Linked DNA regions of Homo sapiens: all the other regions are linked to region 2. Evidence: chromatin loops called from intact Hi-C (ENCODE). Cell type or tissue: ascending aorta. All regions are shown on one strand. Links, peaks and the distances in the headings refer to the core of each region. The heading gives the core; the rest is flanking DNA.

Region 1 (6,270 bases), core at 505-5,504, 1.0 Mb before region 2:
ACCTTACTACTTGGGTTAATAAAGCACAAACTCAAAACCTACATCACACCACACTTAAATACATGTATCACCTTTTACTATCACCTTGTTAATCCAGTTACATGCTATACAGGTAACCCAAACACAATCTTAAAAATCTGTACCCTAAGAAATCATGGCAGGCAGGGAAGAGAGTAACACAGGATTGACTTTCTCCTTCCTTCCCCTGGCGTTGAATTAACACATAATTTCAAATGCTAATCTTCCAGTTACACAATTTAGAGGATGAAACTAATTCCTTTTTAAATCTTCTGGTTAATATATGCATTCGGGTTTATAACCTGTTAAGATATTGGTAATGTATTTAGAAGAAATATTTTCTAACACTTAGGTAAATAATGTGAAGCCAAGGTCACTTGTTTAGCCAATATAATATACAGCTTCTTCTAGTATGCAGTTAAATGATGCAATGCACATAAAGAAAATGCCATACACACACTATGTGATCAATAAATGTTTTAATTATGCCAAAAAAAACCCCATACAGGTATTCAAAAACAAAACAAATATATCTTTTGTTAACCTGAGTGATTTAAAGTTAAAATAATATTAATATTATTATTATTATTATTATTTGAGACGGAGTGTTGCTCTGTTGCCCAGGCTGGAGTGCAGTGGCGTGATCTCGGCTCCCTGTAACCTCCGCCTCCTGGGTTCCAGCAATTCTCCTGCCTCAAGCCTCCCGAACAGCTTGGACTACAGGCGCGTGCCACCATGCTCGGCTAATTTTCCTATTTTTAGTAGAGATGGGGTTTCACCATGTTGGTCAGGCTGGTCTCGAACTCCTGACCTCGTGATCTGCCCCACTCAGCCTCCCAAAGTGCTGGGATTACAGGTGTAAACCACCGTGTCCAGCCTTATTTTTTATTATCTGGGACAGTTCATGGTTGAAATACCTTCTTTCCCACACACAAAACGTCATGTTCCTTACTTTTACTACAAACAACAGACAGTAAAGTTACCTTTTACATATAAAAATGTTAGGCTTCTACACCATAGTAACTGACCAGATTTTCAGCATGATTCAATTTTAAGATTAATGGTCTCACAACATACCACAATGTTGTAATAATCAACTTATTTGGGGAAAAACAGGGGGTATTCTCTAATTTCTCAACCTAATGTGTATTTTTAAGTCTTTGGCTGGGACTACAGGCGTGTGCCACCATGCCCGGCTAATCTTTTTATTTATTTATTTGTAGAGATGAGGTCTCACTATGGTGCCCAGGTTGGTCTCGAACTCCTGGCCTCCAGCGATTCTCCCGCCTCGGCCTCTCAAAGTGCTGGGATTTCAGGTGTGACCCACCGTGCCTAGCCCTATTTTATAAACTTCTCATAATAATCTTTATAATCTCTCCTAAAACACCTTTGAAGGAGGTAGTACTCATACCTGATTATTAGTTTGTTCAAATCTAAGTAATCAAATCACTATCATGACAAAAGAAAATAATCACCACCACAAGAGTCAGAATTTGAGTTGGTCATACACTGTTCACCAAATGGAAATTCTAAGAGAAGCAGAGAAAACGTATGCGTGAGGGAAAATGTCCAAGTGTTCTAATTACTGCACCTGTTCAAGATGCATTAGTTTAATTCAGCAAATGAAAATTTAAAGTCTCTCTATATTACTTTTCATTTAAGCCTTCACATCACTATTTTATAGATTTCTTGAACAACTATGACAGGATCTATTCAGTTATAAATAATTTTTTAAAAATTTTAATTAACAGATGAAACTACCAGATAAAGTACTTAGACAATGCTCTATGGGTGCAAGAGAAAGAACACTGTATTATGAGTCAGTCCCCTTAGAGTTATGAACCACATAGCACATGGTTGGTACATGCTTGGAAAAGTTACTCTGGGGCTAAGTTCAATTTCCTCACCTGTGAAGTTAAGACCAAATTACCTTACAGTTATATAGGAATTTGTAGTTTTCACAGGGTTTTGGCTTGTTGCCTCTCAGGTGAGTTTTACAGGAACCCCGATAGGCGGGCAGGGAAGGTGTCAGCGCCCTGTTTTATAGTTGTGGATTTCTTAACAGTTAAAGAGATCACATGAAACACTGTAAAAACAGCAAAAGTATCAATACGACTCTAAGATGAGCATGAATCCCCACGTTCCTAGTCCTTCTGGGAGGCTATACTTAAAAAGAGTGACAATCACAATGGCTGGGTGATTAAATAAGTCAATTACTGGAATAAAAGGTTTTTAAAAGACTAAACATAAAAGGAAGCAAATGAAAGTCGACCTTTCTAAAAGCATAGTCAGAATTTAAGTACATGCATAGAAAAATATCTACGGGTATTCACCATAATATTAATAGCGGTTCGCTCCGGGTGCGGGGAATACGGGTGACTTTATCTTTCTTGTTTATCTGCGTTTTCTAAAACAAACATGAACTAGTTGATATTCTAAACAAAAACAAGCCAAAGCAATTACACACTGGCAGACTGCATGCACGTACGTTTGAAAGCTCCAACTGTAACAACAGTGACAACTCCCAGGAACCCACCGGCATTTCAAGGACACAAGCAGGAAGCCCGGAAATCCCTAAAAACAGGTGCTAAAAGCCGCCAGCGCAACCTGACAGCCGCGACCGCCTCTTTTCAACCTGAATTCAGGGGGAGCTGGGAGAGGAGACTAGTCTGGTTTGACAAAAATCAGAATCAGAAATTCCCTCTGGCACCTCCCAGATCTCGAAGAGAAAGTGGGAGGAAAGGCTAGGGGGCGGCAGGCATTCACCATGCATGAATAGGGGGATGGGGAGGACGGAAGCCTCGAACTCGTGGCTCAAATGGTCCCTCCGCCCCCATACCGGACGAAGCGCCGGCGAGGAGCGACGGGCTTGGAAGCCGACCGCCCAGCCAAGGGGCTTTCAGACGGGGCCCAAGGGTGCCCTCCCAACCTGGCGGGCCCCAGCCCCCGTCTTACAGGGTTTCTTGGCATCTTTGATCTTCATGGCGTCGGCCCGAGGGGCGATGGACGGCCTCCGATCCGGGGCACTGAGAGCAGAGGCGGCGACTCCGGAGGTGGCTGGGCCGCGCGGCGAGGCCCGGCCGGTTCCTCCCCTCAGGCCGGGCGGGGCCGGCCTAGGGCGGGGCGGCGGCGCCTGAGGAGATGCCCGGCCCAGGGGGCGGCCCCCCACCCCCGCGAGGGGTGGCCGGGACCGAGCAAGCTGGGGAAGGCCGCCGGCCTCGCCGCTCCGGGGCCCCCCCGCAGCCGCTCCAAACAAAAGGCCCCGGTCCCCGGAGCCGCCGCCACCGCCGCCGCCGCCGCACTGAGAAATAGCCCGCCCAGGCCGAACGCCCACGTGACGCGAGCCCCCCCTCGCTCCGCTTCCGCCCGGCTGCTGGGGATTGTAGTTCTCCGGTTCGTGAGGCCCCGCTCTCTGGCTGTAGTTGTGCAGGTGGACTACAAAGCCCGAGATGCATCGCGGCCCCTCCTCCGAGGCCCCTCAGCTTCCGCAGATCGCCTCAGAGTGGTCCCAGCGAGAAGAGGGCTGGGTCTTAGTCACGCCAGCGAGGAGGCGACCAATGGTGACTGAGATGGGCGTGCTGGGGAAGTCGGGCTCAGACCTCAGCAGGTCGCGGAGAGAAGGGGGAATGAACTCTTCGAGAGGACTGTCATGGCTGTTCGGCCATTCTCAGATTTCCCCTTGAGACAGGAAAGCTGGTCGTCAGGCCATGGAAAGCGCTACAATCAGGGCTCTAGAGCTGTGCTTAAGATAGACCCTTGAGTACATTGGCGGATTAAAATTATTCACAAAGGAATCCTTTTGCTTAATAGAGACACCTTGAATGTTAGGGTCGGAATGATGACAATAGCAGGAATAGAGGTAACATCTATGGAACGCGTTATGTTCATGGGACTCTGCTAAGCACTTTGTGTGATTTACTTAAATTCAGGGGCCTTGTGGACCACGTGCAATTATTCATTTTATTGTCACTCATTTTGAAGATGGGGCACGGTCTGAGGAGTTAAATTGCTTGCTGAGCATTCTTTTTGCCACCGATCCATATTCCCCTGGGGCCCTCCAGCCCAGCTCTCTCCTTCTAAAGGGAAAACTGACTCCCAGAGAAGAAAATTTAGTTGCTCCAGTTCTCACAGTAAAGCCAGGACACCCTTTCCCCTTGCCTCCTAGAGTCTTAGTCCTCCAGCTGGAATGGGAGAAGATGGCATTGGGTATCTTCTCTTGGCCTTCACTTTTGTTGCCCAGTTAGATGGCCAGGAATTCTGTAGTTTTTACAATAGATGGATAGAGGGTTGGCAGTAGAGGATTGGGCATTCCAGTCAAAGAAACCCGCTTACCAAAGAGCCTTACTGCCCCTTCTTGCAGATGATAAGCCAAGGGATGTGAAGAAGGACAGGAGAGGACACAAGCTACCATTTATTGAGTACATACCAAGGGCTGACACTTTGCAAAGTGCCTTACTTTTAAAATTTAAATTTAATCCTCCCAACTACTTTTTGAAATACAATGATTAAAAACTAAAAAAACTTGCTGGGCGCAGTGGTGTGTGTCTGCAGTCCCGGCTATTTGGGAGACTAAGGTGGGAGGCCCAGGAATTTGAGGCTGTATGTGATAGAGTTTGTGAATAGCAACTGTGTCAGAGGCATTTACCAGAGCGACTCCATCTTGAATAGGGATTGGATGAAATAAGGCGGAGATCTACTGGGCTGCATTCCCAGGAGTTTAAGGCATTCTTAGTTGCAGGGTGAGATAGGAGGTTGGCACAAGATACAGGTCACAAAGACCTTGCTGATAAAACAGCATGCAGTAAAGAAGCTGGCCAAATCCCACCAAAATCAAGATAGCAATGAAAGGAACCTCTGGTCGTCTTCACTGCTCATTATATGCTGATTATAATGCATTAGCATGCTAAAAGACACTCCCACCAGTGCCATGACAGTTTACAAAAGCCATGGCAACATCAGGAAGTTATCCTATATGGTCTGTAAAGGGGAGGAACCCTCAGTTCTGGGAATTGTCCGCCCCTTTCCTGGAAAACTCGTGAATAATCCACCCCTTGTTTAGCATATCATCAAGAAGTAATAATAAGTATAAGCAGCTGAGCAGCCCATGCTGCTGCTCTGCCTATGGAGTAGCCATTCTTTTATTCCTTTACTTTCTTAATAAACTTGCTTTCATTTTACATTCTGGATTCTCCCCAGATTCTTTCTTGGAAGAGATCCAAGACCCTTCTCTTGGGATCTGGATCGGGATCCCTTTCTGGTAACAACTGTACTCCAGGCTAGGTGACATAGTGAGACCCATCTCCAAAATAAAATAAAAATGTTAAAAGTTAAAGAAGAATTCACACAAATTCAAATATTGGTTCTATCACTTGTTAACAAACATGGGCAAATTACTTCATCTCTCTAATTCTTTAAAAAAAAAATTTTTTTTAAGATGCGGTCCCACTGTGTTTCCCAGGTTGGAGTGCAGTGGCATGAGCAAAGCTCACCGTAACCTCAAAGAGCAATCTGTGGGTGGGGCGGTGGCTACACTGTAGTCTCAGCCTCCTGAGTAGCTGGGACTGTAGGCATGTGTTACCATGTCCAGCTAAGTTTTTTATTTTCTGTAGAGATGGGGTCTCACTTTGCTGCCCAGGTTGGTCTTGACCTGCTGGCTGGCTTCAAGCAATCCTCTGCCTCAGCCTCCCAAAGTTTTGGGATTACAGGCATGAGCCACTGTACCTGGCCGTCTCTCTGATTCTTGTTGGAAATAATAATGCCTACATTTCACGGGTTTGAGATGGGGATTAAGTGAAAAATGCGAATAAGGTAACATGGCGGTCTGAATGTTTGTATTCGAACATGGTCTGAATTCAGTATTGAGAGGTGGGGCTTTTAAGAGGTGAATGGATCGTGAGGACTCTCCCCTCATGAGTGTATTAATTCATTCATGGATTGATGGTTTAAGGAGTTAATGGATTTATTAAAAGAGGCTTTATTAAAAGAGTAATAGTAAATCAAACGTAAAATCTAGAATCAAAATCTGGTCTGATTGGTGCCATGTGGTTCCTTATCTTTTACCTTTATTAAAAGAGGCGGAGGCCAGGTGCAGTGGCTCATACCTGTAATCCTAGCACCATAAGAGTCAAAGACAGGTGGATTGCTTGAGCCCAGGAGTTTGAGACCAGCCTGGGCAACATGGTGAGACCAGGCATGATGGCTCATGCCTGTAATCCCATCACTTTGGGAACCCAGAAGTTTCAGACCAGCCCC
Region 2 (6,032 bases), core at 1,033-6,032:
ATTGAATTAGATACTTTGATTTTGCCACTTTGTGCATGGGGAAACTGAGACTCAAAAAGAGCAAGTGGCTTGTCAAAGGTAGACACATCTAGGAAGTAACACAGCCTGCAGTTAAACCCAGATGCTGACTCCAGAACATGTATTGTATGCTTAACTATTAGTTATAGTACCTCTCCAGAGAACAGGATGAGACGAGTGAATTAAATAAAGGGAGGAAAAGAGTGTTCCAGATGAGAAATAACTATAATCTCAAATGACTAAGAGCACAGATTATAACAAATATGTGCACTTGGCAAATCTAACTGAAACTAGCAAAGAAACATTTCCCAACAGAATCTAATTTCTGTTACAGAAAGAGGCTTCCTTCAAACAAAATATTTGCAAAGATTGTCACCTAGTGGCAACAGGCAGGAGGTGGGTTTTGGGCTGGTATTTCTGAAGAGGTATATCCAGTTGCTTACCTGGGGATGCTGATCATCAATTTCCATGTCTACTGTGTGCACTGGGCAATCCCAAATGGATTTTCTCTTTATAACAAAATTTCTGGGGAAAAAAAATCTTTACATCCATTATCTCCATTTTCTTACCTTTTGTTCTTTTGTTTGTTTTTCCCACTTTAACCAGGATTTGGTCCCAACCAATACTATGAAGTGGCTCTTGTTAGGTTTACCAGTGATTCCTACCTTGCAAAATTCGGTAGTCAATATTTAGTCCTCACTTCTGGTGAAATTTGACAGAGTTGCTTGCTCTCATTGATTTGAGTCTTTATGTCTTGGGATGCCACACTCTCCTTGCCCTCTTCTTCTCAGTTTCTTTTGCAGACTACAATTTCTGCCTGAGCTAAGCCAGACTCAAAGGGTTGATCTAGAAATAAAATACATTAACCTAAACATTATGATATCAGCAACCATTTCTTTCAACTGAATTGAGATACAAACAGAAAAGTATGGTGTCACAGTTTCAAGCCCTCAGAGACAGAAAATGACCCCAAGTTTTATCCTATCCCTCTGTGACTTGGGCCAAATAAATTTGGGCCAACAAAATGGTGAGCAATGTAAATCATGGCTAATGAATATGTTTTATTGGACAGTGAAGTTTTGGGTTGCTTTACTGGATAAAGAGCCTCCAAGTAGTGGAGGGACTGTCAAAAAATATAAGGGATATGTAATGAGTGCTAGAAAGGAGGAATCCATAACAACTACAGTCTTTTAAATGGTTGCAAAAGTTAGGACTCTCGTTTTTAATATCATGTATATCTTAAACTAACCAGAGTGAGTACACTTCTTAGCAAGTAAAAACTATAACTGATAGAAACATGCAGTCTTAATTCTAACTGGCTTAGGTGCTAAAATCACCTGAAGAAGTTAGTTAGAGGTGTGGCGGTAATCTGAAGTGGAACAAAGGAAGGGATTCCACATAAGCTGTTTGAATCTTTATTTTCCTCCACAAACGATTAAGCCCTTTTATTTAGTATAAGTTTTCTTTTCATTCAACTGAGACATTTTTCTCAAAGAAGCCAGATCCAGTCTCTGGAAATTAGCAACTTTCCATTTTAGCCTAAGTGTAGAATGGGAACTTGACAGGTTAAACATCACATGTTAGTCTACTCAAGATCAGACACAAGTATTGCTATGTGTATTGGTTAAAACCCTTTACATTGCTGGCTGGCCACGGTGGCTCACGCCTGTAATTCCAGCACTTTGGGAGGCCAAGGCAGGCAGATCACTTGAGGTCAGGAGTTCGAGACCAGCCTAGCCAAAATGGCAAAACCCCATCTCTACTAAAAATACAAAAATTAGCCAGGCGTGGTGGGGGACACTTGTAATCCCAGCTACTTGGGAGGCTGAGGCAGGAGAATCGTTTGAACCCGGGAGGCAGAGGTTGTAGTGAGCCGAAATCGCACTACTGCATTCTAGCTTGGGTGACAGAGTAAGACACCATCTCAAAACAAACAAACAACAACAAAAAACCTTTATGTTGCAAACAACAGAAAACAGAAAACTCAAAGTGAAGCTGTGTGGTTTGAGCAAAAACTGAACAGTCCAGGGACAGCTCTAGCTTCATGAGAGGCTTGATGCAGGGCTCAAATGGCATGACCAGAACTCTTTGCTCCCTCTCTTCCAAGCAGATTTGTCTTTCATGAACCCAAGTTGTCAGCTGGAAGCTCTGGGTTATAAAGTTTAAGTACAGAGGGTGTATTAATCTGCTCAGGCAACTGTAACAAAATACCACAGATTGGGTGGCTTAAATAACAGACATTTTCTCACAGTTCTGGAGGCTGGGAGTCCAAGACTAAGGTTGGTTTCTGGTGAAGTCTCTCTCCCTGGGTTGCAGACAGCCTCCTTCTCGCTGTGCGCACTTGGGAGTAGTGGGGAAAAGAGAGGGAGAGATAAAGAGGAAGGGGATCTATCTCTGATGTCTCTTCCTCTTCTTATAAGGACAGTAGCCCTATCAATTAAGGCCTCACCCTTGTGACCTCATTTAACCTAAAGGGCCCTGTCTCCAAATACAGTCACATTGGGAATTAGGGTTTCAACATATGAATATGGGGTGGGGGGCAATGGAGGTGAGGACACAATTCAGACTATAACAGAGGCAGTTAACAAAATCCATTTTTCCAGCTGTCCCAGTGAAAAATCTCTTTGGCTTAGATTCCATCACATGCACATCTTTGAATCAATTACTGTAACCAGGGTGACGGGATATCCTAGAGATGAAAGGTAGCATCAGTTTTAAAGAATTCATATGGCTGAAAATTGAGAAAATAGAAATTATACAAAAGAATAATCAGAATTCTCTTGGTGGGAATAGGAGGAAGGAATTCATGCTAGGATGTTAGCTGTTAAATGTCTACTATATTGGGATGGTGCACTCTTTCTCTGAGAGAAGATTCCCCCTATTTAAAGAAAAAATAGTATAGCTATTAGGCTCATTCAGAGTTCAAGCTGATGCTATACATTGTTGATACAGGAGAGATCGCAGACTGGGTTTCATTATCATTATTACTATTAAACAGTCAAACCCACCTGCCTGGTACAATGATTCATTCTGATATCTAATTATCACAGTGGAAGTTGTGACAATTCAATTTCCTGATCTCTTCTCATATGGCTCCTGTTTTTCTTGTTGGATCCTTATTCTCCTCCTGTGCCATGGATTAGGACAATCCCAAAAGTCCTGCACACACCCCTCCGTTCTCTCTCAAAGCTTTTTTTCTTCATCTCGGCCATCCCCCAAGTTTCAGTGACCACAACCTTGAGTGTAACTTTCGTAACTTCATATTCCAGCCCATCCTATAAATCACAGCACTCTACAGCTTAATCTCATTCTTATTTGCAGACTCTGTGTCTCAGAGTCCTGAGCTTGTTTTTGCTTGATCCCAGCGATGACTAGCTTGCAGCTCTACTTAATAACATGAAGGAACAAGAAAGTCTAAGTCATCCTCTAAGTAAGGATTTACTGTTTATTGTTTGGTAAATGTCTCTTCCACTAAACTCTAAGTTCGTTTAATACAGAGACTATTCATTTGTAATGCCCAAAACAAATGATCATTCAATAAGTTCCTGTCAAAATATATGCAGCTTTCAATATAACGTAACAGTCTAATCCTCTCGTTTCGTCTAGAACAGTCACAATGAAGAAATGATGACAAGTTCACTACAGGAGTCTATCCCAGTTCTGAACAGCTATAATATTAGGAATTGTAACTGAGGGCCACAGAGTTGGGAGGTGGGTGTTGTTTCCCAGAATCTGAACTCCCATCCTATGCTTGGTGAATCCACTACTGTGTGAGGAGGCCAAGTCCCATCTCTCCTTACGTAAATGGAAAATAACAGATACAAGGTTGCTGTTTTTTGCTTTTTCCTGACCTTTGGTATTTAGGCCATGGTATGCGGACCTTGCCTGAGTACGGAGATCTGCATCTGGTATTGTGAATCAGAAGTTCCATTAAGTTATCTTAAAAGTAGAACCCATCTAGAATTCATTTCACTTGTGACATCTAGCGTCCAGTGGTGGTATTGGCAGTCCTGTATTCAGGCCATCCCTAAAGAATGACCTTTATTATGACATGGGGTAACCTCTAAGACTTTCCTAATGCTGTCCCCTCCCCTAGAATGCACCCCTCCTTAGCTCTGCCATCCTTCAAGGCCCTGCTTGAAGTGTCACATGCACTGGGAAGTTTTAAAGGAACATTTAGACAAAATATACCTCTCCCTTCACACAACTCCTTTAGTGTGGGGCACATACCACTTGCATAGCATTTACAGCCCTGTAAGTTCTATTTGTTTTTTAAAATCTCCTACTATATTGCGAGCATCTTCTAGGCAATAGTCGAGTTTACCACATCTCTGAATTCCTCCACTATGCCTAACACATTGCAGTCACTCAATTAATAGTTTAAAATACATATTTTTAAAATAGAATAGGAAGAAACATTAATAACATAGGGTATACCTTCTCTTGTAACAAAGGAGAAAAAATAAGTTCAGATCGATTTTAGATTACCTAATTGCAGCCAGTCATGATTGGCCTAAGCTAGAACAATCTTTTCCTGGCCCCTGAGTTAAGGAATCTTTGTTCAGTGATAGGGAAAATGGTATTTGTTTCATTTCTCCAAGAACATAGGTGTGATTACAAATGAATGAGCATCTGGTTCATTGGAGTCCCAGATAAATCTGTGAGACAACACTGTGAGCAATTTGTTGCCAATCTTAAAGCTCAGATCAACCCTTTGAGTCTGGCTTAGCTCAGGCAGAAATTGTAGTCTGCAAAAGAAACTGAGAAGAAGAGGGCAAGGAGAGTGTGGCATCCCAAGACATAAAGACTCAAATCAATGAGAGCAAGCAACTCTGTCAAATTTCACCAGAAGTGAGGACTAAATATTGACTACCGAATTTTGCAAGGTAGGAATCACTGGTAAACCTAACAAGAGCCACTTCATAGTATTGGTTGGGACCAAATCCTGGTTAAAGTGGGAAAAACAAACAAAAGAACAAAAGGTAAGAAAATGGAGATAATGGATGTAAAGATTTTTTTTCCCCAGAAATTTTGTTATAAAGAGAAGAAAACAAATGGGGTGGTTGCCGATTGGTGTCAAGGAGGATTTTTTAAAAAATGAAATCATGAAATGATTTTATGGCAATCACTGCAGCATGTTTATGAACTGATAGGGAAGATCCAATAGAGAAGAAAAAACTGAAGATGCAAAAAAGAGCAGTTAGAGCCAAGTTCTCAAATAGGCAAGAAAAGATGGGCTCGAAAGAACGACATGATTCATGTAACAGTTACTAGGACTCATCAGTGCTCATTAAATGTTATCTATTATTATTTCTGATCGCTTCAATTTTTGAATAGGCATCAGGGTTACAAAATATTATTATTAAAAACACATGCAAACAGCTTGGACTCTAAGACTGCATTCAATTCTAGTTCTACCACTTGGACAAGGCACTTTTTTTCTTCGGGCTTTTTCTCTGTAGAAAACGAGGAGTAATATCTGCCTCATAAGGCTGCGGGCTTAACTGAGATAATCTGTAAACTTTAACACATGGTGGGAACTTAAATATTAACGCCAGTATTACCACTGGTAGGGTGCATGAGATCGCACGATGGTGCCAAAGGTGTCTCTCCACCGCCCAGCCCAGCGACACTGTTCCCCTAGAAGGCATTGTCGTAAAAACAAAAAAAAAAAAAAAACGAACAAACAAAACACCAAAACACGGAAACTAAAAGCAAATACTTAAAAGACATGCAGGAAACCAGCCCAAGGAAAAATTTATGTGGAGCCACGTCTGCGCCTGCGCCTGCGCCAAGCCCACGGCGCGCCACTTGCACATGCGCAGTAGCTGTAGGAGGGGGTGGGCGCTCCATTGGGCGTTTCTCTTGGTTTTTCCTTTCCGCGCGGCTTGGGCGGACGTCTCGTGAGACGTGGGACTTCTCGCGGGAACTGCATTCAAATATCCCAGGCGCTTACTCGAGAGCTAGCTGAGCGAATGGGCCGGCGACTGTGGAGTTAGCGTCCTCAATGTGGA
Region 3 (6,270 bases), core at 618-5,617, 280 kb before region 2:
CAGTGCTCTTGCCTCCCCTCGCCTCTCCTCAGCTACTCCTTGGAAGCTGTCAGCGGGCCCTGCGTCTGGAACCCTCACCCCTGGAGAGGCACTGCTCTTTGCCCATCGCTGGGGGTTTCGAGACCTCTCTTTCCAGATCTGACCAAGCCTACAGACCCCCAGCTCGGAGAGTGAGGGATCGTATCCAGGAAGGGATGAGAATAGAGACTGCATCCAGGGAGGCCGAGGGGAAAGGACGGATCTGGCGCCTGGGGCCCCCTCGGTGGGACCCAGGTGGGTGGCCCGCGTGGGGTGGGGCAGGGGTACTCACAGGCGCTCAGCGTTGCGGGGGATGCCCCGAGGAACCGCGCGGAGGCCCAGCCCGTGGCAGTCCACGCTGGCAGCGGAGCAGGTACACTTGGTGGGGCAGGCGACGGCTGGAGGCCCACTCAGGACGCTCGCCAGCGCCAAGGCCAGCGCCAGGCGGGCGCGCACGGCGGCGCCGACCCCTGCCCACCCGGGGGCCATGGTGTGCAGGGCCCCGCTCCTGGAGGAGGCTGCCTCTGCGGGGCAAGACGCGTGGAGCCCGAGGAGGCGCGCGGGGAGCGCGGGCGGCCTGGGGAGCGGGCGGCGGAGTTAGCGCGGAGGAGGGGCGAGCTCGGTGCTCAGGCGCACGGGGCGCGGGCGGAGCGGGGCGCTCCGGGCGGCGGCGGCGGCAGCAACAGCAGCTCCATCGGCGGGGCCGGCGCTGCCCCGCTGCGCATCGCTGGGAGTGCCCAGGTGCGGAGCGCCCCCTGGCCCCGCTGGCCCGCGGGCCGGGTTGGGGACCTGGGGCGAGCGCAATGGGGCGTGGCGCCCGGGGAGGTCCGGCTTGGGGCTGGGCTGGGGAGCGCGGCGGCTGCGGCTGGGGCACGGGGCGGCCGGGTGAGCTGGCCGGCGCTCGCTCTCTCCATTCAGTGAGCACGGCAGACACCGGAGACGCGGGGCCCACCCCTCCGGCCCCCCCCCGACCAAGAAACGCCAACTCCGCCTCCCATTGGCTGCGCCGCGCGTCATGTCGACTAAGTTGGGAACTTTGCTGGAGCGACCGAGAGCCTGGAGGGAGGAGGCAGTAGAGGAGGGAGAGAGAAGGAACCAGGGAAGGAAAGGGGCTCGGCCAGCAGGGCCCCTGGAAAGAAACACTGAAACTCATTCACTGTTAAGATCCAAGGACGGATAAGGCTCCTGACACTTTTTTTTTTTTAATTTTTGCACTGAGCTGAGCACTCTACTCATATTCTTTACTTAAGTCCACGATCTTCCAAGGGGTCGTCTGAAAACAGCTCAGAGAAGTGAAGCGACTTGCTGGAGGTCGCACAGCTGCTAGGGACGCCAAACCATGGCAGTGTCGCCCACGAAGCCGCTTCCCTACCGCACCTAGTACTCATGGCAGAGATCCACAATTTTGCCTGAAGAGCCTTGGTTGACACCAATGTACTCCACAGCTACACACACACACACACCGTGGTCCATGTTGTTGAGGTCACTGCTGGCAAACCTTACCCGGAAACTTGCCCTGCTTTGCCCAGACCCAGCGCTTGGTGGACTGGTAAAAGTAGTGATGGCAGCGACTTGGACCCCTGGATTGACAATGCCTTGTTCCATCCTCGGGTTTCTGCTTCCTGACTGGGTGACTCTGGGCCAATCGTGTCATCTCTGAGCCTTCGTTTTCTCAAATCCGGGGCCACAGTCCTACCTGGCCTCACCTCCCTGGGTTGTTTGGAGCATCACAGAAGAGAACGTGTTTTTGCAAAAGTCATTCGCAGACGAGGCATCCCTTCTGTCCCCAGCGCCTTCTTTCTTCCAGCGCCCGCTTTAAATTGGCTAGGTCTGAGCTTTTCCAGATGCCAGTGGGGAGGGGCGTGTGCGTTAGAGGCTCCATAAATACTTGTAGGAATGATTTTGTTTGTTTGTTTGAAAGGAAAGGGCAGGAACTGGAGGAAGTATTGCCCAGATTTCCTTGAGGTCCCCTCACACTGAGAAGGCCTGAATGAGCCCTGCATATATATACACACACACTGGTGCCTACGTATTCACAGCCACGCACACACTCTCACATACTCAGGCTCACACACACCCATTTATACACCGGCAATCACACACACGTGTACATGCATGCTCGCACACACACTCACATAGTGACAACTATACTCCTGAGAGCGCTTCTCTTTTCTTTCATAAGAATACTATTCTGATTTCTTCTACCTCATTTTCCTTCAAGGAAACTTTCAACTACTTGACCACATCCTGTGAATATATAGTAGAGTTGTAGATTTTATTGTATTATACTTAGCAGATTTTCAAAGTCTTAGCTTTGGGCACCCACTTGCGCGCGCGTACACACAAACACACACATACGCACACTCACTCAAACACACACACTCGAGTCCCTTCATCATTCATAAACACATTAGGTGCAATTTACTGCTGTTATTCTTGGGAACGGCTTTCTGTACAGATGCTGTTGTTATCGCCCCCTGGTGGCTGGCGAGGGTCTATGCTCCGGTCTTCAGGGTGACTTCGGTATTTAAGAACTCTAAACATCCTTTTATCCCTTTGCTCTGAAGCTTTCCTCCAAACCTTGAACCAATTTAGTACCAGGACTGAGGCAGATGAGAGAACCGGGCAAGGGCCCAAGGGCACAAAGCGTCTCAGACTGTCTGGAGCAGAAAACAGTACGGTTTTCTTTGTTTTCCCAAATGCATGCTAGAGCATGTTTTGCAATCCCTTCGGGCTGGTCCTGGATCTGTGCTCTGAGCGCAGTGGGGGACTGCGTTTTCCATTTAAGCTGCTCAGGGGGGTTTCATGAGCCAGACTGTATCTTTAAGGGACTTTATAGGCATTCAAGTGTGACTTTTCCTGGGAGAAGCCCCTTAGAACAGATGGTGAGGATTTCCTTCAGAGTCAATCATCCCCAAGGAGGAGGCAAGTGGGAAATACAGGAGGGGCCCAGAACACCAGGATACACAGAATCATGGAGTGTTTGGGCTGGTACAGCCTTAGAAATCACCTAATCCAACATTTCTACAAGTGCCTTCTGATGACTACTGATTCCACATGTTTCATCATGGAGGAGAAAAAAGTCTCCTTGGGCAAAGACAGATTGAGAAATGCTACTCACCTTCACCCCTCTTGGAGAATTGCATCACAGATGAGTGTTTTTAAGTTCCTGAGAAGTCCTGCAGTAAGGAAACCTGTTTAAGGCTTATTTAACCCAGTTTCTCAGTATAGAGGACCACTTTTCATGTAAACTGCAAATTCTCTTGGAACATACTTTGAGAACCCAAATATAGTTCAACTCTTGTATTTTACGAACAAGGAAGCTGAGTTTCAGAGAAAGGCGGGCATTTATGTAGGGTCACCTAGCTAATTAGTGAAATAACCAGAGCCAGGACTCCGGGCTTCCAATGCTGAACATGTGGCTCTGTCCACTTCCTCAGCTGATTCTGGGGCATCTGCAGAAGGCGGTAGCCACCCCATGGAGCAATTACCCTCCTTGGAGAAGACTGGGTAAATCACTAGGAGGTCAGGCTATTGTTTAGAACTTTCTATGTCCAAGGGCCAGAGGTGGCTTTACACTCTGTGGTGTCATTTTTAGAGTTGCGTAAAAGTCCCTGGACACTTTTGAATTTTCCCCTTTACTTTTCCATAGGCTTTTCAAAAGCAAACTACTCGCCCATTCCTGCAGGAAACCCCATCTCAAACTTTCTCCTCAACCTGTGTTTCTCAAAAGCAAACTACTCACCCATTCCTGCAAGAAACCCCATCTCAAACTTTCTCGTCAACCTGTGTATATTTCCCTGTGTGAGATACTACCCTTCATGTGGCCACCACAGTCAGCGGAGGTTTTCTGTTTCCAACCAGCCAGACTAACCATTTGTGCTCATCGTTCTCCAATGAATTCTCCAGATCTACTCTCTGCCCACTGTCGGAGGCAGTTCTGTTCCTCAGAACAAACAAAAAACTTTACCTTATTGAATTTCCCCAAAAAATGACTTTTAAAGAAAGCCATGGATAGCACACAGAATCTACAGAAAAAAATGAAGATGGAGGCTTCAACAAAGACAAGACCCAAGGCAGGATCTAGGTGCCAAGCTCAAGATTTCCAAATTCCCAGGAGGGAGCAATTGATGGTCCTGACTTGAGTCACGTGATCACCCTTTTGGCCAGAGAAGACAAGAACTATGGGTGACAGTTTTATGGAGACTGCACTCAGTTGGGCAGGTAGGAGTCCTTCTCTCAAAGGAAAACCCAGAAGCTATTAGCTGAAAAGTGGGTGGGAGTATTGAGAAGTCAAAACAGCTCAAAGAATTTTCCCTCTCTCACACACCACAGCCATTTAATTCTTCAGTTCTGTTCATTCTTCCCCATGACCATCTCTTCAATGTATCCCCTCTTCATCTCTGGTTCTCCTGCTATTGTTCAGATCCTAGTTTCATGCATAGGTATTGCTCATTGGCCCCCACATAATTTCTCTAACTTTATTTCTTAGTTTTTTGCTTCACCAATCCGTCCTTTGCCCTGATGATCCAAGGATCTTAAATACAGACCTGACAATGCAATTTTGAACTCTGGAGTTGTTTTCTGCTTCTTCCACCTCATCTGCCACCACTCCTCCACATCCACTCAATACCCGTCCCAGAACATCCTTTCCTGCTCTCCTGTCTGTCTACCCCAGAGTCCATGTAGCAGCCGAATCCTCCAGTTTAGAAGCGGAATCCTCTGGACTTGTTGGTCCAGACTATTAGGTTCTTGAAGATAGTGACCCTGTGTAATCCAATTTTTTCAAACTTGTATTATAAAAAGTTTCAGGCATATAGAGATGTCTAATCAAGTTTTGTAATCTTGATATCTAGAGGTGCAAATCTTGATATCTTGATGATGAATAAATGAATACATGAATGAATGAATAAACAAATGAATGATCTTCTCAATCAGCCAGCTTATTTGACATTCTCCTATTGTATTTTTATTCAGTTTAATCAGTGTTAGTCAATCTTTTGGGGGAGGGTGTGGTTACATTCTTCTAGAATGCTCTTGCAAATGATACACATTCGCCACCCCCAATTCTGATATATTTGCTTCACCCCATCAGGACTAACAATTTCTGCTCATTATTCTCCAGTGGACTCTTCAGATCCACTCTCTGCCAACTGTCAGAGGCAGTACTGTTCCCCAGGAAACTAACCTTTATAGACTGCATCACCTGAACTCCCTTGGATCCAGCCATATGGGGAACTAGCTCAGAGAGCTAGAGGAGAGAGGCCAAGGCTTCCTCCACAGGACTGCAGTTTGTCAGTGGCTGCCTTTCCCTATTGAAGGTCATAGTTCGTGTTCAGCAGCTGTCTTCTACAGCTATGGGTCTCCTTGGAAACCACTGCCGTCTCACTATGCCTTTAGAGGACAGGAGTGGAAATAGCTTTCCACTGCTGCTAAACTTTGGGCAGTCCCCATCCCTGGTTGATTTCTTTTCTTTTCTTTTTTGTTTTTTTTTTTTTGAGATGGAGTCTCGCTTTGTCGCCCAGGCTAGAGTGCAGTGGTGCAATCTCGGCTCAATGCAGCCTCTGCCTCCCAGGTTCAAGCAATTCTCTGCCTCTGCCTCCCAAGTTGCTGGGATTACAGGCACCAGCCACCACGCCTGGCTAATTTTTGTATTTTTAGTAGAGATGAGGTTTTGCCATCTTGGCCAGGCTGGTCTTGAACTCCTGACCTCGTGATCCACCCACCTGAGCCTCCCAAAGTGTTGCAATTACAGGTGTGAGCCACAGCTCCCGGCCCCCTCTTTGATTTCTTAACCCTGCCTCACCTTTCCATATAGTCCCTTTACCAAACTTTCTTCAGGTACTCCTTTGAATTATCCATTTCCTACCAGGGACCCTGAAACTGACACACTACCTCACTGAGCTGCTGAGGCAGATCTTTGAGGAGTAGGTGAACAGGAAGCAGGGAGAGAGAAAATGAAACCCCCAATTTGAGATTAAGACTATGATCCCTATTCTATTTTCCTGGGAGAGAGAATAGCTCATGTATGTGAATTTTAGGTCATTTCTGGAGAAATGGCCTAAAAGGGTTAAGAAAGTAGCCTAAAAAGGATAAGGAAAAGATACCATCTGTTGGACCTAGAAGGACATTGTTTTCTTTTATTCTTTTTCTTTTTTTTTTTTTGAGACAGAGTCTTGCTCTGTCACCCAGACTGGAGTCTAATAGCGCAATCTCGGCTCACGGCAACATCTGCTTCCAGGGTTCAAGTGA
Region 4 (6,270 bases), core at 880-5,879, 900 kb before region 2:
TCAGAAGCCTCCAGCTGCACCAAGTTGCAAGCTGAGGGCAAGGCAGAGGCCTCTGATCCTACAGATGGGCTGGTAAAAGCAGGAAGGGGAGGGATGGCCCCGTGCAGAGACCATAAACTTGTGACCTTGAGCCCTCAGACAGTTTTCTAACCACACATGCAAAAATATGCAGGTATATCCCACAGCGTCCTAGAAATGGATGCTGTTTGGATGCAAATGAGCTCACCACCCTGGAGGTGTGTCAACATGCTGGACAGCCACCTGTCAGAAAGGGAGTTGTCAAGAGACTGCAGCTCAGGCACTCGCTTCCAACATTATGATTCAGGGAGTCAGGGCAGCTGTTTTCCCATTACAGACACACACACACAGACACAGCGAACACATACCACCTACTCCTGCCTGGCAGCTGGCTCCAGGCCCAACTCCTTCTTCCCTTCCTGCCATCCCAGGTGCTGGTGAATAGCCTGCAGGGGTACCCAGCCTGGAGACAGTGGTCTGGCAGAAGCCACAGATCAGAGAGGGCTGTGTGGTCACTGGCTCTTGCCCTAGACAAAGTGCTGGGTTCTGCAGTGCCCCAGTGCTGGGCTTCCTGGAGGGCCTCATCTGATGCCCACATGGGAGAATCCTAGGTAGGCTCGAGGTATAGCCTTCAGCCAGGTCATGCTTTGAGGAGAGAGATCTGGGATCACACTGGGCCTGCCAGCTGAGGGACCCTGGGCAAGTCATATCACTTCTGTAAGCCCCTGTTTCTGCTTCTATTCAATGAGTTTTATACTCATCTTACAACATTGGTTTTTTGGTTGTTTTTAGTAAGAGACAGGGGTCTTGCTCTGTTGCCCAGGATGGAATGTAGTGGTGCAATCATCGCTCACTGCAGCCTTGAACTCCTGGGCTCAAGCCATCCTCCCACCTTGGCCTCCCAAAGTGCTGGGGTTACAGGTCACTGCACCCGGCCTACACTGTTTTTTGTTTTGTTTTTGTTTTTTGAGATGGAGTCTCGCTCTGTTGCCCAGGCTGGAATACATTGGCGTGATCTCAGCTCACTGCAACCTCCACCTCCCTGGTTCAAGCAATTTTCCTGCCTCAGCTTCCCAAGTAGCTGGGATTACAGGCACCCACCACCATCCCCGGCTAATTTTTATATTTTTAGTAGAGATGGGGTTTTGCCATGTTGGCCAGGCTGTTCTTGAACTCCTGACCTCAAGTGATCCTCCTCCCTTGACCTCCCAAAGTGTTGGGATTATAGGCGTGAGCCAGCGTGCCTGGCCCTACACTGGTTTTAATGGGCAATACGTGGCCTGTGACACCTAGCAAGTGCTCAGTGAAAGGTGGAAATGATGACTCCTTGACCTTACTCTGGGCTTGCTGGAGCTGGGTGTGGCAGCAACTGGGGTGGGGGAGTAGGTTAGTGGGCCCTGGAAGAACCTGCCTATGGATTTGGCAAACTTACAGCCACCCAGGGCTTTGAGTGGCTTTGAGCCACTCAGGGCTCTGTATACTCCCACTGGCTCATTCCCATTTCTGAGGAGGGGACTCTTGTGAGTCCCATTTTAGGGAAGGAAGCTAAGTAACCCGATAGGGGCCACACTGCTAAGAAGTGCTGGAACTCAGGTTCAAAGTCAGGATTGCTTCCAAATCCAAACCTCCCATAATGTTATCTATGCCGGTAGGTGCTCATGGGTTAACAGGTCGCCTCTTCCTGGCAACTTTTAACCAGATCTCCTGGATATAATGGCTGAAGCCAGTGTTTTTCAAACTGTGGATCCCTGGAGGTTCAGGGTAGGCAGTGCTAAAGGCTCTGGCTTTTTACCAGCATCCCTAAGTCAGGATGCCTCCATTTCTACTTGCCTTAAAAAATAAAAAAATAAAATCATGGCCGGGCACGGTGGCTCACACCTGTAATCCTAGCACTTTGGGATTACATCCTTGAATTCTCCCTGACAAATCCCTGTTGGGAATTTGGGAGGCCGAGGCGGGCGGATCACAAGGTCAGGAGTTCGAGACCAGCCTGGCCAACATAGTGAAACCCCATCTCTACTAAAAATACAAAAAATTAGCCGGGCGTGGTGGCGGGTGCCTGTAGTCTCAGCTACTCGGGAGGCTGAGGCAGGAGAATCACCTGAACCCAGGAGGTGGAGGTTGCAGTGAGCCAAGATCGCGCTACTGCACTCCAGCCCGGGTGACAGAGTGAGACTCTGTCTCAAAAAAACAAACAAACAAACAAAAATCATTATTAAATCTTAGCCTTTGAAACAAAATAATGGGAAAATGGCTCTACTGTGACAAAAGTAGAGGAAAAAAAAGGAAAAAATAGTAACAACCTAAGGTTCACACTAAAAGAAATGATGATATAGTGGTCCCAAGCCCCAATGATTAGTCTCCTGGAGAGATATTTAAGGATTTCAGGGGAGAGAAGGGGGCTCTGAGGGTCTTCCTCATTATCTACTGGGCCAGACTGAACTGGTGCCAAGTGGGAGGTGGAGAGCTCTGGAGTTGTCAGGGTGGGGCTGGACGCATCCTGCCTGGAACTGGCATAACCACAGGCATTGGCCAGAGTGGCCCATGGCCTTTTTGCCTTTGCATTTATTTATTTTTTGAGATCGGGTCTTGCTCTCTCACCCAGGCTGCAGTGCGGTGGTGCAATCACAGCTCACTGCAGCCTTGACCTCCAGGGTTCAAGTGATCCTCCTGCCTCAGCCTCTCAAGTAGCTAGGACCATACATGTGCACTACTATGCTTGGGTAATTTTTTATTTTTTGCATAGATGGAGTCTGAATATGTTGCCCAGGATACTCTCAAACTCCTGGGCTCAGGCGATCCTCCTGCCTTGGCTTCCAAGAATGCTGGAGTTACAGGCGTGAGCCACCATGCCTGGCTTTCTTTTGCTTTTAATAATAATGGTGGATACGTGTTAATCCCTTAGTAGAGGCCAGGCATTGTGCTACCCTATGCTAAGCAGTTAACTTGCATTCTCTTATTTAATCCTAACAACCCCCAGGAAGGAGGCACACTTTTTCCTCCATTTTTCAAATAAAAGACTTAAGGGTCAGAGACTTTAGGTGTTCAGCCTGAAGTCTTAAGGGACTTGAGGGAGGAAGGGTTTGTTATTCCTCTAGGTGCTGGTTGCTCTAACCTGAATGCTGAGTCGTGACCACTAGGTGGCGATAGAGCCTCGCAGTAACAAAAAGTTCCTGGGATTTCGGGTAGGCAGCAAGCGGAGACCTCAGGCCCCACTGCAGCAACCCCCTACTCCTGTAGCACAGCCCACACTCTCTCGGCTCTGTCTTTCATGTCCCGGAGCCAGCACGGTGGGAGAGCTGGTTTGGGTGGAAAACTGACCCGGATTTAAATCCTAGCTCTGCCACTTACTGGGCTTCTAATATGAGGCTTCTCATCCCTAAAACAGGAGTGAGGATCCAATGAGACAAAGACCTTGGCAGTGGACAGGATTGTAGAAATCAAGACTCAGAGAGCATGCACTGCATTGCATTCAAAGAGCACACCCACGCGGTGTTTTAAAATGGCCAACACTCAAAAACTTAGATATCTCACATAGAAACCCCGGTGGTCCCGCTTCTCTTGATAATCTATATTCCCACATGGCAGTGTCTGCTGGAGCTGAGGTCAGCCACTCCTTTGGATGGGGCTCCACCCTTTAGGCTACTGTAGCCCCCACCACTCCCTATGGGGACTCCAGCCCATTTTCCCCATGTCTGTTACCTATGTGGCCATTTGGCCTTGCTGGCATGTGAGTCTGGCCTTCTCACAAGTCTCAGTGCCAAGGAACAGTGAAGTCTGTCCCCATTCTGGGGCAAGGAGGGGCTCAGGTGGGCTTCTCTGTGTATTTGCCCTGGGGCCTGGAATAGAATCTTCATGTGCCCTCATCACCATTTGTGATTATGGCTGTGCAGATGAACAACATCAGGCATGGACAGAATGGAGACCATGGAATCTAGCCTGCAGGTCCCTGCTGGGAACCCAGGCTGACATCCTCACTCTGAAGCTGGTCAGTGGGCCTTAGTGAGCCAAAAGCTGGTGGCTGCCAACTCCCCCAGTTAGAATAGCTTTGGCTGGGCTCCCTGACTCTGGCCCTGAGGCCAAGGTGGCCTTCCTGGGTGGCTAGAGGTTATTGTACTGATGCTGAGGAGGAGATCTCATTTTTTGTGGTTGGACTGGCCTCCTGGCCCCCTCGGCTGCTGGTCAGCTCAGGCTGTGCCCTCCATTAACCCCAGCCCTCCCACATGGCTTCCATGCAGGCTGATGGGGCCTCCTCCTCCCCAGGGCTTCCTCGCTGCTCAGCCTGAGAAAATGATTCTGAGGCACAGGTCATGTCTCAGCTCAAACACCACCTCCTCCTCCAAGGTCCTCCAAGCAAAAATATTTGCTCCTGGTGGGCACAGTGGCTCACACCTGTAATCCCAGCACTTTGCGAGGCCAAGGTGGGCAGACTGCTTCAGCCCAGGAGTTCAAGACCAGCCTGAGCAACATGATGAAACCCTGTCTCTTCCAGAAAAAAACAAAAATTAGACGTTGTGATGCACACCTGCAGTCCCAGCTACTCAGGAGGCTGAGGTAGGAGGATCACTTGAGGCTGGGAGGTGGAGGTTGCAGGGAGCTGTGATCATGCCACAGCACTCCAACCTGGGTGACACAGTGAGACACTGTCTCCAAGAAAACCCAAAAAACAAAAAAACTTTGCTTCATCATTGGTGTTCCTGTAGCATGACACCAGTGTCTCCAGTGAGAATGATTTGATTTTGCTGTGGAACCACTGCTTGTTGATATGTGTGTCTTCCTCCCTGGACTGTGTTTGTTTAGCTCTGTGGCCCCTGCACCTAGCCCAGGGTCTGGCCCAAACATGGGGCCTGGTAGATGTGGAATGAGTGAGAGTGTACTAATGGCAACAGAAACAGGGCTGCCTCAGGGAAAAGTGTTTGGAAGCAAAATCATTTTAATCTGGAATTGCTAGAGCCTTGGGCCCCTGAGGATTGGAAACTGAATGAAGGGTACTAAAGATCTGTTACAGGCTCAGCATGAAGATCTAGGCCAGGAGTGCCAGGGCATCCTTAGCTTGGTTTCCCTGTGGCTAAGACAGAGCCTGGTGTCTCTCCAGGGCCACCTACCTGCTCAAACTCAGGGCTCCCTGACAGCAGCTTCTGGACAGCAATTCTCTGACTTTCCATTTCATAACTCAGCACAGTGCTGCGACACTCCTACCACCCACACCAGCCTTCTACCAAATCACCAGCCCTGACAGCTAACGTCAGCAGAGGGCAAAGGCTGGGCTCTGTTTGGGAAGGCCCCCAGCTCAGGGCAGGGCTCAGCTGCTTCTGGAAGCCTGGCTTTCACCTTCTGTCCTTGACATGTCTGCGTAAAGGCTTAATCTGCCAAGCACTTCCTCCAGTGTTATTTCAACCCTCAGTGACTGCCCTAAGAGGTACATCCTGCTATTGCTCACATTACATGGGAAGGGGGAGGGGGAAAAACTGAGGCACAAAGAGGCTGAATCACTTGTTCACATCTGGATTTATGTGATAGCAAATGCTTCACAGGCTGCCCTGGCCCTGCCTCCTTGGCTCTCTGTCCTCTCCACTTGGCCAGGACCTGTGGCTCCAGGGACACAGATGTTAGGCGGCCCAGGCTCTAGGGAGACCACCAGGGTGAGCTCTTTCTTCTGGTGTCCACTGTGCCCAACTGTCCTAACCTGCCTGGTCTTTATCCACCTTCCACTGGGAGCCTCTTGCTCTGGTCAACACCCTTTTCTTTGCTCCTCATCTGTCTTTGCTGACCTCCCAGCATGCCTTGCCCACCTGTTCTCTCTGCTCTCACAAGTTCTTCCCTTTCTTCAAGGCCCAACTCAGACTGCTCTTTCTGCAGGAAGTTTTCCTTTGGAAACTGGTGTTTCCTAGACTTGTGCATTAGAATTACCTGGAAGGATCTCTGAAGCACAGGTGTGTTGGGGCCAACCCCTAGGGTTTTGGATTCAGTAGTTCTGGGGTAGAGTCTGAAAATGTGTATTTCTATCATGTCTGTAGGTGATGCTGGTGCTGCTGCCTTGGGGACCACGCTTTGAGAACCACTGGTTTTAACCAATGGCTTTCAAATTGGGTTTGTTGGATGATTTATCAGGGGCCTTGACAACAGTGTGTGTGGAGGGGGGATCTTTGCTTCAACACTGCAGGGCGGTTTTGCTTCTAAGTATTTACAATTCTTAAGTTTAATATAAGATTTTAATGGAAGAAAAGATTTAGTTAGCAGGGGGAAGAAAGT
Region 5 (6,270 bases), core at 599-5,598, 420 kb before region 2:
AGCCAAAATAAAAAATTCAATGAATGGGTTCCACCGTAAAATTGAGTGTAGAACAATAAAAATTACACAATCTGAACAACAGAGAGAAAACAGAATTAAAAAAAAAAAATGAACAGAGCCCCAGGGATCAAACACTTGTATAATCAGATATCAAAAAGAAGAGGGAGAGAAAGGATGGGGCTTAAAAAATACATGAAGAAATAATGGTTGAGACATTTCTAAATTTGGAAAAAGACAGAAACCTACAGATTAAATAAGGTGAGAAGATCCCAAACTGGATAAATCCAAAGAAATCTATGCCAAGACGCACCATAGAAAAATTTCTGGAAATAACAAAATCTTGAAACCAGCAAGAGAGAAACAATACTTTACTGACTTACCTACAGGGGAAAAAGAATTCAAATGACTGCATATTTCTCATCAGAAACCATGAAGTCCAGAAGGAAGTGACACAATTTTTTTTCAAGGGCTGAAAGAAAAGATCTGTCAACCCAGAATTCTATATCCAGCCAAAAATATCCTTTGGAATGAAGGGAAAATCAAGAAATTCTCAGATGAAAGGAAACTAAGAAAATTTGTCACTAGCAGATGGCCCCTAAAAGATGGCTAAAAAAAAATCCTCTAAACAAAAAGAAAATGACTATTAGAATATTCAGAAAAAGGAAGAACAATGGAAAGAGTAAAAATATGGGAAAATATATTTCCTTCTTAAATTTCCTAAATTATGTTTGGTGATTAAAGCAAAAATTATAACTACTGTCTGGTGTGGTTTTCCAGTTTATGTAGAAATATTTAAGACAATTATATTGTAATAGGGGAGGGCAAAGGAACATAAAGGGAAGTGAGGTTTCTACACTTCAGTTTAACTAGTAAATTGTCAACACCAGTAGAATGTGATAAGTTATGCACATATAATACCTAGAGGCACTACTAAAAATGCTATACAGAAAAAGAATCAAAAACCTATAAATAAATCAAAATGGAATTCTAAAAAATGTTCTTGTAACCCACAAGAAAACAAGGAAACTAAAAACAGAACAAACAGAAAACAAAAAATAAAATGGCAGACTTGGCACACCAATAATTACATTAAATGTAAATGGTCTAAATATGCCAATTAAAAAACAGAGACTGAGGCCGGGCATGGTGGCTCATGCCTGTAATCCCAGTGCTTTGGGAGGCTGAGGCGGGCAGATCACCTGAGGTCTAAATATACCAATTAAAAAACAGAGACTGAGGCTGGGCATGGTGGCTCATGCCTGTAATCCCAGCGTTTTGGGAGGCCGAGGTGGGCAGATCACCTGAGGTCAAGAGTTCGAGACCAGCCTGACCAACATGGAGAAACCCTGTCTCTACTAATAATACAAAAATTAGCCATGGAGAAACCCTGTCTCTACTAATAATACAAAAATTAGCCATGCATGGTGGCACATGCCTGTAATCCCAAATACACAGGAGGCTGAGGCAAGAGAATGGCTTGAACCCGGGAGGTAGAGATTGCAGTGAGCTGAGATCGTGCCATTGCACTCCAGCTTGGGCAACAAGAGCGAAACTCCATCTCAAAAAAACAAAACAACAACAGCAGCAAAAAACAGAGACTGGTAGATTTTTTTAAAAAGCATGACCCAGGCCAGGCGCGGTAGCTCACGCCTGTAATCCCAGCACTTTGGGAGGCTGAGGTGGGCGGATCACAAGGTCAGCACATCGAGACCACCCTGGCTAACATGGTGAAACCCCGTCTCTACTAAAAATACACAAAAATTAGTTGGGCGTGGTGGCAGGCACCTGTAGGCCCAGCTACTCGGGAGGCTGAGGCAGAAGAATGGCGTGAACCTGGGAGGCAGAGCTTGCAGTGAGCCCAGATTGCACCACTGCACTCCAGCCTGGGTGACAGAGCAAGACTCCGTCTCTTAAACAAACAAACAAAAAAAAGCATGACCCAACTATACGCTAACGTGATATAAGCAAAAGTGCTACATGGCTACTTCCCTTAAAATGCAACCAGCACATGCCCTTTCCCATTTTTTGTTTTTCCTTCATTCTGCCTCTTAGAAAATGTATATAATGGCTGCCACTCCAACTTAGACTACTGGGATAAGGCCACAACATAGGGATAATAGAACAAAGCCAAATCAACCTGGGTCTCTGAGCACTTGGTAGAGCAGAACTACCATACCAACTATAGATTTCCTAATTGTAGATTCATAAAGAAAAACAAATCTCTACCTTGTTTAAGCCATTACTAAGGGGTTTTATGTTCCTTTAGTTGAACTTAATCCTCACTGATCCCAAAGAGTTGTACTTACTGAAGGCTATTACATGTCTATCACTGTGCCATGCCATTCAGAGAGATTATTTTAATGGTCTGAGGAGGAAGACACTACTATTATCTTCCTTTTATAATGAGAAAATTACTGCTCAGAGAAGTTAAGTGACTTGCCTAAGGGCACACATCTCACCTGCCCAGTGTGAACCTCACTTGTCTAACTTTAAGGCCTAGGCTATTAACCTTTATTTACAGTGTAAATGAAATCCAGTGAAATACCTAAGAAAAAAGAGACGTGTCCATTCCTCTTAGCCTGGGTGAAAGGCTTCCTTTCACAGTCACAGGGGGCGATGATGAGTTCAGAAAAACCTTTAATTCATCAAGCATTTCTAAAGAGTTAGCCAAGATTCTTTTTGAATTTATCATCCGTTTGGACATAATTAAGCAATTAATCAATCAGTCCCCTCATTCACTCAACAAACATTTATAAAGGCCTCATGGTGCCAGGACTTGAGATAAGCTGGAGGAATGAATCAAGTGATACAACCCTATCCCTCCCAGCATCCCCAGCGTGGGCTGGGCACTGAGCTCGTTTACTTTCAAAGCTGATTTTTTTCCACATTTCATTGCTCAGCTCCAAGCCAAAGATGTCAAACAGGCCAACCACGTGAAGCCCATTCTCCCAGAAGCCCCATTGTTCCATCCACCTACACTTTGAGGGATCCAGGTCAGCATTTCCCTTTTAGCTCTCTAACATGGCAATGGGAGACTTTGATGTCTCACCTTGCAGAGAAAAGAAAAAAGGGCAGAAAGCCTTCAGAGATGGTGGCCAAAAAAGCTTTGAGATCATGCGAATCCCCAGCGGCATGGCTTGGTCTTTCCTCTATGTTGTTCCTTGGAATGAAAAGCGGATTTTTCTAGCTTCTCTCTCACTCCTACATACGTCCCCACCCAGCTCTCAGCTCCTGGCAGTGCCAGCACTCACATCTAGGGATAACAGTTAAAATCGCCTCCTCCTCCTCTGACAATGAAATATGGCATACCATTTGGCATCCCAGCGGTGCCCCAGTCTCCTGACCCCTGGCAGGGTCCCAGGGGATTTGTGGTCGGCCGCTAATTCAGAGCCCTGGCCATAGCCATTTCCCATGACATAGCTGGAATTCTCCCACTGCCTGCCCTCTCAGCTTCAGTTACTCTGCCATGCTGAAACTATTTGCTCCCCTCCCACCCTGTCCATCACTGCCCCTTCCTTGGGCCGAGCCTCTGTACCCGCCCACTGGCTAGACTCCTGAGGCCCTCCATGGGGGAGCTGCAAATCTCTCTTCACTTTTATTACTGACCCGCATCCTGCCGCCTCCACTCCTTCAGCCTGAAGGCCTCTTTAAAGCACCGTCCTCTTGAGCAATGATAAACCTCGGTGCCAGAGATGTTTAAAGAGAAACAGTCACTCCCGGCTGACCATACTGATATCAGAAGGGAGGCCAACCATGTGGTTTCAAAGCTGTGGTCATAAAACAGTCTTTTTTTTTTTTTTTTCATGTATGGTTAATCTGCCTATGAACTAGAAAAATAATCTCTGCCCTTTTGTAGGGCCCATTCTTAGTGTAACCTGGGAATGGGGAAGAGACAGGCCAGGTACTGTCCACTGTGGTAGCTGAGGGTGGGGCCTCAGGAGCCAGGCTGTCTGGATTATAGCCCAGCTCTGCACACTTACTAGCTGGGTGACCCTGGGCAAGTCATAGACCATCTCTGGGCTTCAGTATCCTTCTCTGTACAAGGAAGAAAACAGAGGGACTACTACCTAGCCTTGTTATGAGAATTAAGTTCATGTTTGTAAAGGGTGCCAACACGTGTTTAGCACATATAAAGTGCTGTATCTGTATTTGCTAAAGAAATACTATGTATATATGGGATATTCAGTTAATTTTCACAACAACTTGTTGATGTTATTATGCTTTCATTACAGAGGGTGCTACTGGATCCTTGAGAGTTCTAGAAACTTGCCCGTGGTTAGTAAGCCACAGAGATGGGATTCGAATTTGGGTTGTACTTCCCAGTATGACAGTCATCCTCAAAGTGGGGTCCAAGACCAGCTGGGATCTTGGTAGATGTGCAAATTATCCAGCCCCATGCAGAACCACTGGCTCAGAAACTGGTGGGTAGGTTCAGCGATTTGTTTTAACAAGTCCTCCAGGAGACTGGGATGCACAGAGTTTGAGATGTGCTGTGTATCGCCATGTTGCCCTTACAGCAGGAGAAGAAGTTCCTTTCCTTCCTGTCTCCAGGTTATCAGCACAAAGTGAACATGAGCTGCTCAGACCTCTCAAGCAACACACAGTCATGCAGGTCTTTGGAGTGAAAAGTGCTGTGCCAGATGCCATGGGGACACAAAGAAATGTGAGCTTCCTGCCCTGCAAAGCATATTCCCTAATTATCAAAACCAGACAAGCATGTGCGCAAAGTTATCCAACAGCACTGACCACACCATGAGTCAAAGCATCCGTGTTCAGAGGTTTGGGGTCAAACAGAGCTCACACCATTCCTGACCCCGATTGTTATGAGTGGGACTTTAATGAAGTCACTTAATCTCACTGGGCCTGGCTCCCCTTACCTTTTCAGGCTGCTGTAAGGATAAAATGAAGTTAGGGCAATGACCTTGTATGATGCCTGGCACATGGTAGGAGGCTTAGTTGCTAAATGGCCAGGGTCATCATTAAGATCTGTCAGCCAGGTGATACAGGATTCACTGCCAAATCATAATAGGAAGGTAAGGTAGGAGTAGGGAGATAGCTCTAAGGGAGAAAGACCTGCAGAGAATGGGGAACTTGAACCTGATTCCAACACAGAGTAAATATCTCAATAACAGACAGGAGGGAGAAGAAAATGGCTCTGATGATCATTAAAAAAGGGGCTGGGCACGGTGGCTCACGCTTGTAATCCCAGCACTTTGGGAGGTCGAGGTGGGTGGATCATGAGGTCAGGTGTTCGAGACCAGCCCGGCCAACATAGTGAAACCCCGCCTCTACTAAAAATACAAAAATTAGCTGGGCATGGTGGTGTGTGCCTGTAATCCCAGCTACTCAGGAGGCTGAGGCAGGAGAATCGCTTGAACCTGGGAGGCGGAGGTTGCAGTGAGCCAAGATTGTGCCATTGCATTCCAGCCCAGGCCACCGTGCGAGGAAAAAAAAGGAAATGAAAAGGTGTGCCAGGCTGATAGTCAAATTCATCTGATTTACATGACTTTCACTTTGAACGTGCAGACTCCAATGCATGAAGCCCAGGTTGAACTGGGAAATCCAAGTTGCACTTAAGATACATGAGTACCTTAATCCCGACACAGGCTTTCTGAGCCAGGCTCTGTTTAATCAATGGGTGTTTGGAATGAGGGCTGTGGACATCATAGCGGCTCCCTTTTCCCTAGTGTCTCTCTAGAGGAACAACCAAAATGCAACTTATATGTGTGAAAAAAATGACTGAAAAATGTTTAATTTCTGATTCTCCCTGATTTCTCCTTGAGGCTGGCAACCTCACCAAAGCGATTAGACAGATAGCATGAGCTATCAGCCCAGATAAAATCTGGATATTTTATCATTGCAGAGAGCATATCGGGAAATACTAAGGAAGTTCAGGAACTATCTAGTGTCATTCTACTGGACAACGGAAGGAAGGGTGACGTGACCACTCCTGCGCTCTTCCAATCTTACCACTTTCAGGCTAGTTTTTCTATAAAACTCACCAAGGCAAATTCCTCAAACTTTTGCCCCATTCGTTCCTTTGGGCCTGGGCAGAGGTGATGCTTGCGGGCCCCCAGTGAGAATGTCCATGGGGCAGAGGGCAGAGTGCAAAGGGGAGACCATGAAAGACAGGCAGTGGGCCCATCTCCCAGTGAGCTATGACAGACTCCAACCCCACACTCACCCCAGTGATTTATGTTCTGGAAGGATGTTCGCAAATCAACATGTTTTGTCTGCTCCTTTTCAAAGTCAGGGGAAAGCAACCCAAGA

Evidence for each region. Peaks named below come from ENCODE experiments on the same cell type or tissue, not always from the same donor. Only the 100,000 strongest peaks of a DNase experiment are listed, where the experiment ranks them.
Region 1: a loop joins it to region 2, with 6 times the contacts of the local background. A loop is called at or near these places in 21 of 110 quality-filtered maps.
Region 3: it touches region 2 in a loop (4-fold over the local background); 13 of 110 quality-filtered maps call a loop at or near these places.
Region 4: it touches region 2 in a loop (6-fold over the local background); 59 of 110 quality-filtered maps call a loop at or near these places.
Region 5: it touches region 2 in a loop (5-fold over the local background); 3 of 110 quality-filtered maps call a loop at or near these places.

What each region holds. Positions count from the first base shown.
Region 1 is chr5:168,576,283-168,582,552 of GRCh38, forward strand. It overlaps PANK3 (pantothenate kinase 3), which reads right to left and starts at 3,086. Exons shown (of 7, transcript NM_024594.4): 1 at 2,974-3,086. The coding sequence starts at 3,001. RefSeq lists enhancers at 2,814-2,883, 2,974-3,517 and a silencer at 3,034-3,363. In ascending aorta, for the core only: no CTCF peak of the experiment used is centred there; a DNase peak (open chromatin) is centred at 3,459; H3K4me3 peaks cover 2,879 bases; H3K27ac peaks cover 1,874 bases.
Region 2 is chr5:169,577,801-169,583,832 of GRCh38, forward strand. SPDL1 (spindle apparatus coiled-coil protein 1) reads left to right here and starts at 5,973. Exons shown (of 12, transcript NM_017785.5): 1 at 5,973-6,032. It overlaps LOC105377714 (a long non-coding RNA gene), which reads right to left and starts at 5,861. Exons shown (of 3, transcript XR_941200.3): 1 at 5,583-5,861; 2 at 684-864. RefSeq lists an enhancer at 5,600-6,032. In ascending aorta, for the core only: a CTCF peak has its summit at 4,012 (motif pointing left); DNase peaks (open chromatin) are centred at 4,011 and 5,931; H3K4me3 peaks cover 807 bases; H3K27ac peaks cover 671 bases.
Region 3 is chr5:169,300,203-169,306,472 of GRCh38, forward strand. SLIT3 (slit guidance ligand 3) reads right to left here and starts at 937. Exons shown (of 36, transcript NM_003062.4): 1 at 311-937. The coding sequence starts at 507. In ascending aorta, for the core only: a CTCF peak has its summit at 2,504 (motif pointing left); DNase peaks (open chromatin) are centred at 989, 1,489 and 2,489; H3K4me3 peaks cover 1,835 bases; H3K27ac peaks cover 1,674 bases.
Region 4 is chr5:168,676,481-168,682,750 of GRCh38, forward strand. All of the region lies in intron 32 of SLIT3 (slit guidance ligand 3), which reads right to left. Among named protein-coding and RNA genes, the nearest start is that of SLIT3-AS2, 27 kb to the right of the region's middle. In ascending aorta, for the core only: a CTCF peak has its summit at 3,154 (motif pointing right); DNase peaks (open chromatin) are centred at 3,181 and 5,411; H3K27ac peaks cover 1,977 bases.
Region 5 is chr5:169,157,866-169,164,135 of GRCh38, forward strand. The region is part of intron 4 of SLIT3 (slit guidance ligand 3); the gene reads right to left. Among named protein-coding and RNA genes, the nearest start is that of MIR585, 100 kb to the right of the region's middle. RefSeq lists an enhancer at 5,947-6,270. In ascending aorta, for the core only: a CTCF peak has its summit at 2,611; DNase peaks (open chromatin) are centred at 2,846 and 3,466; H3K4me3 peaks cover 697 bases; H3K27ac peaks cover 3,625 bases.